2 separate regions of the Homo sapiens genome follow, and region 2 is linked to region 1. A link is a contact called in ENCODE Hi-C or POLR2A ChIA-PET data. All regions are on one chromosome and are shown on one strand. Each heading gives the region's core, a stretch centred on a gene start or an enhancer-like site at or near the end of the contact. The rest is flanking DNA. Distances are from core to core; before and after follow the strand shown. Region 1 holds the start of KDSR-DT (KDSR divergent transcript). Region 2 overlaps BCL2 (BCL2 apoptosis regulator).

Region 1 (6,602 bases), core at 3,906-6,405:
CGTCATGACAGTTCACGTGCACAGTGTCACTGCTTTGTGCTCTAAAAACAACTTTGGCAAGACAAAAACAAACCCTGACAAAAAATAAAAACAGATTCTGTGTTGACTTAATACAGAAAAACACATTTTGCTAAACTTCTAAGGAGGGACGAGGTTCCTCTATGGTGTATAGATTTCACTAGAGATATATATCATGTCCTAAGCAAATCGTAGTGAAAAATTATAGAGAAACACCTACACACCTTCAGGTATCAGCTCCAGAATCACTGCTTCCAGCACTTCTGACCTGGCCAAGGGCCCTCCCTGGCTTCCAATGGCCAGGTGTGCTCCTTCAACTAGACCTTGGCCTCTCCCATCTCAGGATCTGCAGTATCTATGATGATGTTGCCTAATATGCCAATGGTACTAAATAAATACTTGTGGGGCCGACCTGATTTCAACAGAGAAGTGTTTGGCCTAAATACTAGAGAGAATCAGTAGTTCAGGAAACACATCTCACATCAAGGAAGAAGCGCTTTCTAGGTGTGAATGCTAAGATGTTTAGCACAGCCTCTTTGACTAATTTCAAGTCGAAGAAGCAAGTCAGTAATAATGAACCTAGAAGCCTTACCTCATTTCGTGCAACCAGAGTTATAAAAGCTCCTTGTTTATAGCACTCGATAGCAATGCACTTCCCGATGCCACTGGAACCTCCTGTAACCTAAAACAAAATCATAAAATATTCTTAGCACTTGAAATCTCCCCTCTGTAGGAAGTTTTTATAAAAAACAACTATGACAGGCTCTTAAAATGAATCTACAAGAACTAAATGATTAGCTGTTGTTAACTTCTTCATCCCAAACTTAATGACTGGAGTAAGTGTAAGCATGAAAGATACTATCAGCAAGGCCTGCTGCTTTGACTGTTTTCTTATGGAACCATAAATTGCACACCTATAATATTTTTCTGAGTTCACTGGTGGAAAAGTGCCCTATAAGTCTAGCTCATAAATAATACATTAGTCTGCCTCTGATTCCAAATCCAAATGAATCTTATTTTCTTTTTTTTTTTCTTTTTTTTTTTTTTATTATACTCTAAGTTTTAGGGTACATGTGCACATTGTGCAGGTTAGTTACATATGTATACATGTGCCATGCTGGTGCACTGCACCCACTAATGTGTCATCTAGCATTAGGTATATCTCCCAATGCTATCCCTCCCCCCTCCCCCGACCCCACCACAGTCCCCAGAGTGTGATATTCCCCTTCCTGTGTCCATGTGATCTCATTGTTCAATTCCCACCTATGAGTGAGAATATGCGGTGTTTGGTTTTTTGTTCTTGCGATAGTTTACTGAGAATGATGGTTTCCAATTTCATCCATGTCCCTACAAAGGATATGAACTCATCATTTTTTATGGCTGCATAGTATTCCATGGTGTATATGTGCCACATTTTCTTAATCCAGTCTATCATTGTTGGACATTTGGGTTGGTTGAATCTTATTTTCTTAATGCACATTTATGCAAGATTAGCTCTACAACAGATGAAAAGAATGGCCACCTGAATATTTATTTGAAATGACTGCTTAGTATAAAAGTAATATACAATCACAAGGAAATCCTGAAAAGTAAAGCTCTTCTTGCACTATTCTACCCCTATCTACAGTTCAGCTATACTGGCTTTCAATTATGGAATTATTCCTAATATTCACTGTTATACATAAATCATGCTGGGAGGAAGATCTCTGACTCCATGTTAGGATTTTAACATCATTGGGAAGTGTCTCCTACGCAAATGCACCTATCTCTATGGGACTCATAGGCATCCCTTACTTCTTTTTAGCTTCAACCTGCCACCACTGAAGAGATTTATTTGGTGGGTAATCAGCCAGTTATCAGCAGAAGATTACTGTAAAAACCCTCCAACCACAGTACCTTGGCACATCCTACTTCCCTTGCAACGAATGCTCTTCTCCCCACTTCATCTGACACCTACTCGCCCATCAAATCTCAGCTCAAATACCACTTCCTCAGGAAAGCCTTCACTGTCTCCCCTGCCCCCACACTGACACACTTTTCAGCACTGTATTTCTTCTTTATGACATGCACATAATAAACAGCTCTAGATTTATTTGTGTGATTATCTGATTCACAACCACCTCTCCTATCACCTACCCATAAACTCCATTAAAAATACCAATTATTTTTCTGTTCTCCACTATATTCCTAGCACTTAGCCTGGGGAGGGCTCAATATATATTATATATTTCACTGAATAAGTGAACAATGCAACATTATTTTTCTTTTTTTTTTTTTGAGACAGTCTTGCTCAGTCACCCAGGCTGGAGTGCAGTGGCACGATCTCAGCTCACTGCAACCTCCGCCTCCCAGGTTCAAGCGATTCTCTTGTCTCAGACACCCAAGTAGTGGGGATTACAGGCGTGCGCCAGCACGCCCAACTAATTTTTGTATTTTTAGTAGAGATGGGGTTTCACCATGTTGGCCAGGCTGGTCTCGAACTCCTGACCTCAAGTTATGCACTCTCCTTGACCTCCCAAAGTGCTGGGATTATAGGAGTGAGCCACTGTACCCGGCCATATCGTTCTAGTCACTGTCCCTATGCAAATTACATAATATTGCATAGTATTGTCTCCTGTTTTTAAAAAATTATATTGTAATGTCTTATTTGTCAAAAAACGAAAAGGTTTCACAATACTTCATCAAATAGCTGCATCAAAACTTCAACGTTTCCCTATAACCAGACATTTAGATTTTTCCTAATATTCACTGTTATACATAAATCATGCTGGGAGGAAGATCTCTGACTCCATGTTAGGATTTTAACATCATTGGGAAGTGTCTCCTACGCAAATGCACCTACCTCTATGGGACTCATAGGCATCCCTTACTTCTTTTTAGCTTCAACCTGCCACCACTGAAGAGATTTATTTGGTCGGTAATCAGCCAGTTATCAGCAGATTACTGTAAAAATATAGCTGTTGTTGGCCGGGCGCGATGGCTCGCGCCTGTAATCCCAGCACTTTCGGAGGCTGAGGTGGGTGATTTTCTGCTTTTTTCCTGCAATTTTACTACCGTAACTAGATAGAAAACACTAGTATATAAAATTGTTTTAAAAATGAAACAATTGTTATAAGTTTGTTCTTAATTATGTATGGGCAGACAGTTTAACCATCAGCTCCCTCTCCCAACAATACCACAGTCAACTCCTAACAAATCTCAAGAACAATTACACTTTTCACTCTTCTTATGACATTAAAAAAGAAGACAGATGGTGACACCATGTGAACTATTCATGTCATTCTCACATTACTTAGAGTGTGAAATAATAATCCTGCGTATTAAAGCGGGATGGTAAAAATAAATTCTTCTTGGTCCACCTGAACAGACACAGCATTTATTATCTCACCTATGACCTGCCGCGGGATGGGGCTGGAAGGACTGGAGTCAAGGCTCAGTGAAACTGTCTTACAAATAAGGAATTCCAATTTTCATTCTGCGTTTAGCTTTAGTTTTTGCAAAGTTATGCTCTATAAACTCAAGCTCTGAAAGGATCCAAGGTTTAAAGCCACGCTTTTGAGGCAGCAGTTCTCTTGCGGATGTAAAACTTTCAGAATTTAGAGTGTCAAGTTTTGCCTTTCTCTTATTTATTTTTTGTAATGAATCCACACTCTTTCCCCATTAGGAACAGGAGGTGTTGGAAAAAGCTAATAGCTTTACAAAGGAGAAATTAAACAGATACATTTTCTCATTCACAAACCCTTGTACAGATTTAAAGCATACTAAGAAAAACGACCATCTTATTTTATACCAGCTCAGCGGGGAGGCTCGGATCTCCGGTGCAGAGATAGGACAGGAAGAGGTGTGCGGCCAATTTTGTAACCAACCCTCCTTACTCCTAACTCCTCGCCTCACTGTGCCTCGGGTTTGGGAGATCCAAACGAGAATGCTCGTGAGAAAGCCACTGCAAACGGGAAAGTGCTGGGCGCAGGCAAGGAGGCATTCTCTCTGTTTAAGAAAGGTGCCACATTTGCAGAACAGGGATCGCTGAATATGCGAGCTTCCGCCAAGAAATAAATCACACCTATCCACCTCTCCTTCATTCCTCGCACACAAGCCTTGTCGTTTAGCTCATCCTTCCCACTAGAAAACAGCAAAGGATTGCATTGGAGCAGCAATCAGCAGATGCCACGCTGAGCTCAGAGACAAGCAGTGTAGACGGGACAGGCGTCCCAATACCGCTAAGCCACCACCGCCAGCCCGCTGGGTTCTGAGCAGTTTCCCCAGGTGAGTCACTTCCTGGAATCCTCTGGCAGCGGCTCTTCCCGTCACTCGCACAGGCCATCTTCCAGTTCCGAGCTGCCTCGGCGGGTCCCGGCGGCTGGGACCCCACTTCCCCGCTGTCTGCCCCCGCCCGGGGCCGCGCGCCGCACCCTGCACACCACCGACCGCTGTGTCCTTGGCAAAGTTTCTCAGCCTCTCTGTGCCTCAGTTGACTCATCGGAAAAACTGAGGACAAAACATCCACATCCCAGGGATGTTGCATGGATTCACGAGCAGCCACAGAACCCCTGGGGCCCCGGGAACCCTGCGGCCGGCGGGGTCCCCCGTCGCACGCTCTCCGGCCCTAGGAGGAGCCCGAGGCTGCGGAGGGCGGGTCCGCGAGGCCGGGTGCCGGGGCCGGGGGAAAAGCGCCGGGGTGGACGGCGGCAGGTGACCTTCCCCATTTGGCCATGCCTTCCTGGGGACCGCGGCCTGGAAAAAGGGACGTAGGCTACGCGGCCTCGGCGGCGGAAAGGCCGCGCGGGCCGGTAAGTCGGGGGGCAGCAACAGGAGGCCACTCACCACCACATGCGCCCCGGGCAGGGCGAGGGGCTTGGGGCTGATGAGCGGAGACACCATGTACAGCAGCAGCACGAAGGCCACGAGGAAGGCGGCAGCCAGCAGCAGCATCGCTCCGCGGGGCCAGGGGCCCGGAGCGGCCGGGCGGGGGCCGCCGGGCAAGGCGCGCAGGGCTGGGCTGCGGCGAGGCGAGAATCACGCGCGGCGGGCGGGCGCCTGGAGTGTTTGGGTTTGCGGGCCGGGGCGGGCCGCGGCGGAGGGGAAGAGGAGGAGCCGGCGCGCGCGCCACCCAGGCGGGGCGGTGCTTCCAGGGGGCGAGTAGGCCGCCACCGCCACCGCCACCGCCACCACTGCCAGAATCGCCTCTCGGGGGTCGCCGGGTGTCTCCCACTCCCCCGGCCTCGGGACGGGGCCCGCAGTCCGCAGCCTCTCCCGTGGAAACCGGGCCTCCCGTCCCTGTGCGTCGCGAGCGGGCTCCGGACAGCGCCAGATGCGAGCGCGCCGGGAAGGGCTGCGAAGACTCGCTCTTCGGGAGCTCGAATGGCTTCTTAGGACCCCGCAGGGCGGGTTTCCAGGCCTGCCACGGCCTCCAGTGTGGGCGTGACGAGCGCTCCTCCCTGGAGTTCAGCCCTCGGCTTGGGACTGCCCGCTGGGTTGCTCGGAGGCCCCGGAGCATCGGAAAGGGCGGCTGGAGGCTCCCGGAGCGGGCTCAGCCTGGGAGCCCAGCGACTACGCTCTGAAATCCCGGGCTCCATTCCATATTTTTTGGCGTTTTTAGAAGATGGTCACGGCCCACTTTCGCTTTTCAGAGGACCGGAAAGCCTTAACAGGGAGTTTTGAGGAATCACTAAGGTAATTCAATTTCATTGAGTTCAGAGTTCATCTTTACCAAGCAGGTTCAAAACAAATAAATAACGCAAACAACTCAGCTTTATTAAGGTCTCATTCACGTACTATACCATACAATTCCCGATTTAACGTGCGTAATAGGCCGGGCGAGGTAGCTCGCGCCTGTAATCCCCGACCTTTGGGAGGCTGAGGCGGGCGGATCTCTTCAGGTCTGGAGTTCGAGACCAGCCTGGCCATGATGGTGAAACCCCCGTCTCTACTAAAAATACAAAAAATCACCCGGGCATGGTGGCGTATGCTTGTAATCCCAGCTACCCTGGAGGCTGAGGCAGGAGAATCGCTTGAACCCGGGAGGCAGAGATTGCGGTGAGATCGCGCCACTGCACTCCAGCCTGGGTGACAGATCAAGACTCCGTCTCAAAAATAAATAAATAAATAAAGCTTATAATAAATTGTCTTTAATATAGTCACAGTTGTAGACCCATCACTACCATAAATTTTAGAACATTTTTGTCACAACCCCCCAAAATCCTATACTCATTGGCAGTCACGACCCATTTCCTCCCAAGCCCCGCCCAAGCCTAAGCAATCCCTCATGTTTCTGTCTCTATAATCTTGCCTATTCGGGATATTTCACATAAATGGAATCATATAATATGTAGCCTTTTTCATCCTATCTTTCACTTACTGTAATGTTTTCAAGGTTCATCCATGATATGAAGTACTACATGTTAATACTTCATTTATTTTTATTGCCAAATAATATCCCATTGTATGACTATACGACATTTTAATTTTCCATTCATCAATTGAGGAATATTTAGGTTGTTTCCACTTTTTGACTATTAGAATTATGCTAACTGTAAATATTCATTTACCGGTTTTTGTGTGGGCATTATGTTTCATTTCTCTTG
Region 2 (6,742 bases), core at 1,026-3,525, 130 kb before region 1:
ACCTTGAATTGTAGCTCCCATAATCCCCACGTATCATGGGAGGCACCTGGTGGGAGGCAACTGAATCATGGAGGTGGGTTTTTCCCAAGTTCTCGTATATTGAATAAGTCTCACAAGATCTGATGGTTTTATAAATGGGAGTTCCCCTGCACATGGCTCTCTTGCCTGCCCTCATGTAAGACGTGCCTTTGCTCCTCCTTCACCTTCCACAGATTGTGAGGCCTCCCCAGCCATGTGGAACTGTGAGTCCATTAAAACTTTTTCTTTACAAATTACCCAGTCTCGGGTATTTCTTCATAGCAGTATGAAAACAGACTAATACATAACCTGTCAATAAATATTTGTTTTTAGGAGCCCCCTAAAGTAGGTAGGAGAGTGTTAATATGATCATTTGACAGATAATAGAGGTGCGGGACAAAAAGCTGACAGAGTGGGCTCGTGGTCTATTGTCCCATAATGTCAACGCCCTACCCTTGACATTATGATGTTCATTCCACTCATTTAGTAATTTACTTAATACAGGGAACTGGAACTTGACGCAACTTAGGGCAGGCGGGTGAAGAAGACAACCTCTTCCTTTCTGGAACAAACCACAGTTTGAGGAACACAATGACAGAACTCGATAAAAAGGGAAGAAACCAGACTGCTCCAGTCATCTGACGGCTCTTCAATGAATCTGTAATTCACTCACGGAGGGCCTGACCATTCACTGCGCATCTGCCGAAGAGGAGGAAGGGGCCGGAGGAAGTGAGATCGATGGCCTCCGTTCCAGCATGATTTCGCCTTTCCAGCACCCTATCTAAATTAAGAACAGGGCACTGCGCTGCGTTTAGGGGCATTAGCTCTGAGATCTTGTCCGGGACAGGTCCCTTTTCTGCTCTGGGCTCTTCTTGTTTAAAATTGAGGAGTAGACTACCATCTCGAGGCCAGTGAAATTCTAGACTCTTCATTCTGTTTTTCAGGATTTTTTCTTTTCTTTTCTTTTAAAATCTGAAACGGGAGCTTCCGCATTTATTATTTGCACGTGGTTTTGAGGCGCACTCCTGGCCACATCACAGCTATGTTCTCTTGCCTCTGGGAAATACATAAAATGCCTAGCAACAGTTCCTGGTGGCGGCTGGTCCCCATAAACGCCGCTGGTCGGCCCCCACCCCACCTCTATACCACGACCCCTCTCCCAGCCCGGGGACTGTGGTATGGAGGCCGAGAGAGGCCCATTTTAAGGAAGAAGCAAGACATATGCACCATCCCATCCAAGGAGTAAACAGGCGGGGGGGAGGTGGGCGTGGCCTCGATCAATCACCTCCCCTGAAGCTGCACCACATGCACATTTTAGGCTGGAAATAAGAAAGAATTTCCTGGCTGTAGGAATTGTTAAATAATAGGGCGGATGACCAAGGGAGGTTCCGGAATCTCCTCTTGAGATCTTTAAAAATGCGATACAAGATCGCATGTCTGAGATGATTTCTTGCAGTCCTGGCTAGAGACAGACGGACTAGGTGCCTTAACGGGCCTGACCCTCCTCCCAAGGCATATGATTCTGTCTTTTGCTTTCTCTTACCCTTAGCAATATCCTCAGTGCCTCCTTTATATGTTCATCCCCCTGGTGAAGCTCACTTACTGCCATCCCTCAGGCTAGTTTTCACCCAATCCCTAGCCTCCTCACACCTTTCCTTGTTATTTTATGGAAAGCTGGTCAAAGGTCAGAGTTGCCCAACTCCCCACACATAGTTTGGTGGTAGCATCTGATACCCAGACAAAACACGGCAAGGATTCCAATACCAGCATATTGAAGCTTAAACACCAAATCTGGATGGAAACAGAGAATTAGCTGTTGCTAACAACCCATTGTAAATGAAAATATGATCTTGGTAATTGATTTTAAATAGTTTTTTTTAAAAGAACCCTTGGCCGCATTTCATCAAGAATACAGAGTTTCAAAAGCGTTCATTCCAGGGTTGGATTTTTTTTTTTTCCTCTTTCTTCTGGCTTAAACCCCAAATGGCCAAGATCCCAGTCTGAATAAACAATGTGGGTGGTGACTTTTCTGTGAGGCCCAGTAGAGGATGCAATCACTTTCTTATTCGGTTCAACATTAAATCATGTGAAACTAGCCTGATTACTCCACACAACTTTTACTCCGTAATGGAGGGCAACACAACATGTATTCTTTCTCTGCTTCTCAGGGAGAAAGAAATGAATTCTCCTAACTGGGAGTGTTTAATTATGTATAAAGTTCGTTGACCTCACAGGCGGCTGTCAGATGATCTTGCTAAGGCCTGTGAACGGCATCCCAGGAATGCAGTGATGTGGGCAGAAACCGAGTGAGTTCATGCCACCGAATGCTTTAAATGGGACCGAATCAGCAGCCGTCCAGAAAGACTCCAGCGAAAACAGAACTTTTGGATAATCAGTAATTTAATCTCACCTAAGCATTTTGAGGCCTTCAAAAGTGATTGTTATAAATCAGAAACTCAGGAAAAATCCCATAGGCATGGGGCCCATAACAACGGGGTGAAGTAATTTTGTTTGCTGGTTATTGCCACAGCTGGTTGGAAATGTATGTATTTGCAATGTTCTGTCCCCGTTTTAGAGGTAATGCTTTCTGACTTCCCTGCTACTGACATTAAAAGAAAATGATGAAGCAATCCCATTCATAAATACATGGTGGGGCCTGAAGGAGTGTGCAGAGTCTATGTTTATTTACAGTTTTGATATAATGCAGCCTCCACATGTGTATGCAGTAACTATACCTACTTGTCAGTAAATGCCTTGAAATGTGTTCTTCCTACGCAGAGGGCTGGGTTCTCCTCTTTGGGCTCAGGGAGCGGAAGGGTACCAGCAAGATGAGCGTATGGATTGTGTGTTCTCTTTTGTCTCTACCTGGAGCATCCCCATCTGTCTATTGTGAAAGGACCAGGAAACGCTGGGAGACGGGCTGGCATGTGCTTCTTGGTAACGAGAGAGCAGAGCCCCTGGAGAGCTGTGGGATGGCTAACTGCGGGAGCCCTGCTACTCCGGGTAGGGGAGAGGCGGGGGCCTGTGAAATAGGTGGGCTTGGTGCTTCCTATAACATTTAAATTACCTGATTGGGGGTCCAATATTATGTTCCTTCAGTAGCTTTCTCACCAAACACACATTTTATCCATCCAAATATTATGCTTTCGGCTGGTAAAACTTCACAGGATTATATTCTAAAACAAAACTCTGCTGCATTCATGCTGGTACCTTTATTGTTATGAGTATAAAGAAAGGGAGGCTGGAATTTAGCCAATAACTTTGACACCCTGCTGGAAGCAAAATGGAAGGGGCCTCCCCTGAGCATCTCTTAGACTAACCTAAAAGTCTTGAATCTTTTTCCAAATCAATCACCTAGGTTTTGAGTGCACAATGTCTGTCTGCATCCAATTCGAGTTAATTCAATAGATATTTGGAAAACACAAATAATGGACAAGGCAATTCTGGTGACACAAAAATCAGGCCAGGCGCAGTGACTCACACCTGTAATCACAGCCCTTTGGGAGGCCAAGATGAGCGGATCACCTGAGGTCAGGAGTTTGAGACCAGCCTGGCCAACATGGTGAAACCCCGTCTCTACAAAAATAAAAAATTAGCCGGGCATGGCAATGCATGCCTGTAATCCCAGCTACTTGGGAGGCTAAGGCAGGAGAATTGCTTGAACCCGAGAGGTGGAGGTTGCAGTGAGCTGAGATCGCGCCACTGCACTCCAGCCTGGGAGACAGAGAGAGACTCTGTCTCAAAAAAAAAAAAAAATCAGAACTCTTTATCAGGTCACATTAATCCCAACTGGGAGGATTTGGGTAGTTTTCATGCATGGAATCTTCCCAGGGTTGGGGGCTGAACCCTTAAAGGGGTTCAATAGGCCAAAGGGAAATGGGAACTTACCAAAATCTCAGTTCACACTCGCATGCATTGTGGAGAAGAGAGAGATGTAATTGTCACTGAGTCCTGCTATTCCATGGTTAGGGTTCTATAATTTTATCTTGATTTTTTGTTTGTTTGTTTTAAGACAGGGTCTCGCTGTGTCTCCCAGGCTGGAGTGCAGTGGCATAAACTTGGCTCACTACAATCTCTCCCTCCTGGGCTCAAGCAATCCTCCCACCTCAGACTCCCAAGTAGCTGGGACTACAGACGTGCCACCACGTTTGGTTAATTTTTGTATTTCTTGGTAGAGACGGGGTCTTGCCACCTTGCCCAGGCTGGTCTTGAACTCCTGGGCTCAAGTGATCCATCCACCTTGGCCTCCCAAAGTGCTGGGATTACCGCTGTGAGCCACTGCACCCAGCCTATCTTGTTTTTATAGTCCACTTGATATTTGAGGGTTTCCCCACAGAAGCCTTTCTTTAAGACCCATAGCATTTAATATTACACTGTGAAGTGAACAATCAGCAAAAAAGAAAAGGAATTCCTTCTGTCTTCCCACCCTGATAAAGGAAGCCTTCCTTCAAATGTTCAAAAATTTTCTATAAATATGATCATCCCCATAGTTACAGGGGAAATATGCTTCTAGATAAAGGAATCTGGACACAAAGTAATATTCTAAATCACTTCCACTCTTTTGGATACTACAATTTATAAAATTCCATGAAGGAAATTAGCCTGATTTCTCATGAAGTTCCCTATTGGGAAATCACTGTGTGCCACAGTTATGGAAGCAATATCTTTGTGCATTTCCCAATTCCCTGCCTTTGTCGGAGGCTCTCATCATCTCTAAACTACCACAGCAATTTAGCTATTTCTTGTCTGTAGTACGTGCTGCATTCTGCCTGGTCAGAGGTAAAGATGAATACATGACTTGTCTCTGTTATTTGAGTACATAACTTGTCTCTGTTACATTATAAGCTCTTGGAAATTAGAGACTGATGTACTTATCTTTACATTCCCCAGCGTCATTAACAGGGTTGGTGTCCACTGAAAGAATGAACAAACGAGTCAGTAAATAAATACCATGAAAATATCTATAGCATGGGTTGGAAAACATTTCCAGTGAAAAACCAGATAGCAAATATCTTAAGCCATATGGTCTCTATCATAATTACTCAACTCTGATGTTGCAGTGTGAAAGCAGACATAGACAATACATAGCAAATGGGCATAGCTATGTTCCAATAAAACTTTATTTACAAAAGCACGTGGTGAGCAAGATTTGGCCCACAGGCCATAGCTTTCTAACTCCCGGTCTTTGGTGGTTATCCTTGCTGTAAACCTCAGTATATTCTTTACGCTTTTACATAGCGCTTGTTATTTTCAATAATGAGACAAAGTGCAGAAAACATAAATGTTAAAGGGTTGTTTTGGAACTCTATAGCAATAAATTCACTTAAAAACCAATCACAAAGCACATATGGAAATTAGCTGACCCACCAAGCATATTTCATGGTCACCTATTTTGTATATTGTATTCCTTTAAAGCGAAAAATTCTTATCCCAAGAAATAAGGGTAGTAGTTTTGCCATTTACGTCATCATGACTGAGATAACTTGATATGATAAGATCTCAGAGTTACTGAGTGAAAGGTCTGGTGCTAGGTCATGCTGAACTTGACACTCTCCTGGGAAAGGGGAAGAAATGCTCCCCCATCCTGCTGTCCAGCAGATCATCTGGTCTCTAATTTTACTGCTAAAATCCTTCCCGAGGTTATTAATGCAGAAGATACTCCTTTTTCTTGATAACCCTCTGGAAAATATCCAGCTAGAAAGAGCACAATAGAATCTCACAAGTTCAGCAAACACACAGAAAAGTCAAGAGTAACTACGAGAATCTGATGAAAACAAGATGTCCCGGCCTGCCACCCTGGCCTGATTTGAGAGTGCCTCACCCGTCATTACTCTTGTCTCGCTATCAGGTCACCTTTCGTAAAAAATACAACTTTGAAAAGGAGTTGGATTTGAATTGTGGCCGACACTAATAGGATGCAAAGTCCTAGGTCAATTGCTTGGTTTGGAACAAATTCAACTAGTCCTTTCCAAGGTATGAGGAAATATACAACAAACAATGTACCAATGAGCACCCCGGCTGACATTTTGTGAGATGGGTGACTCCAAGGTGTAGATCTTCAAACTGCGTCAGCTATCCACAGGTTGTGATGAAACAGTTCTACAGATTTCTTCTAAGAAGGAAAAAAAAATGAAATTTGAGTCTTTCCATTATGCCAAGCTTCTCCTCAACACCAGACCAAGTAATGGGATGAATTCTGTGCCTTAAGAATATGAGAAAACAGAGGCTTGGAAATGGAAGGTGCCATGAGGCAGTCAAAAGACCTGAGATCACATCTACCACATTCAACCCATGTGACATGAGGCAGATTATCTGACTTCAATGTCACTTGATGTCCTAATTTTCAATGCAGGGCTGGGAAGCACACATTATTGAGGAGAAATCAGGGAACACATGATATAGAGCCCAATTTATTTCAACAAACCCTGAGACCCCATTGTGTGCCAGTGTTGGAGAGTGCAAAACGGCTGTCAGGGATTCTGAGTATAGCGTAGGTGAGCATTCCATGGGGAGAGCATCACATATTGCTTTATTTGCAACACTCCAGTGCCCAACTATCCTGAGTTCCTCTCTTCTGTTTATTGAATTTCCTCCCCTGCCAGTTCACCACAATCCCTTATTACCAGTCTCTCCTCATTAAAACATCCCCCCTCACCCCTGCCACAAAACAAGGAGGGCATTCTCACCGTTCTCCAGAACAGGGCTGTAGCAAACAACTTCACGT

The links. Hi-C counts contacts between places; a loop is a spot of excess contacts on that map. ChIA-PET counts read pairs that join two places held with the same protein, here RNA polymerase II (POLR2A). Pooled maps may share reads with other maps.
Region 2: a loop to region 1 is called in a pooled map, with 7 times the contacts of the local background. The contact joins the enhancer-like site here to the promoter of KDSR-DT in region 1. A Hi-C loop is called at or near these places in 1 of 37 single-sample maps with no recorded cell type and 7 of 50 pooled maps. POLR2A ChIA-PET finds 5 or more read pairs at or near these places in 2 of 52 experiments (H1 and activated T-cell).

What each region holds. Positions count from the first base shown.
Region 1 is chr18:63,362,169-63,368,770 of GRCh38, forward strand. It overlaps KDSR-DT (KDSR divergent transcript), which reads left to right and starts at 5,156. Exons shown (of 2, transcript NR_186602.1): 1 at 5,156-5,691. KDSR (3-ketodihydrosphingosine reductase) reads right to left here and starts at 5,038. Exons shown (of 10, transcript NM_002035.4): 1 at 4,843-5,038; 2 at 611-700. The coding sequence starts at 4,950. It overlaps LOC124904317 (a long non-coding RNA gene), which reads right to left and starts at 4,832. Exons shown (of 2, transcript XR_007066400.1): 1 at 4,082-4,832; 2 at 1,525-2,961. RefSeq lists enhancers at 4,128-4,422, 4,462-5,409 and silencers at 4,271-4,320, 4,671-4,730, 4,801-5,250, 5,361-5,410.
Region 2 is chr18:63,235,981-63,242,722 of GRCh38, forward strand. All of the region lies in intron 2 of BCL2 (BCL2 apoptosis regulator), which reads right to left. Among named protein-coding and RNA genes, the nearest start is that of BCL2, 80 kb to the right of the region's middle. Within about 2 kb of position 2,276, at least 30 of the 41 ENCODE cell types and tissues checked have a DNase peak (open chromatin) inside an H3K27ac peak, as active enhancers do.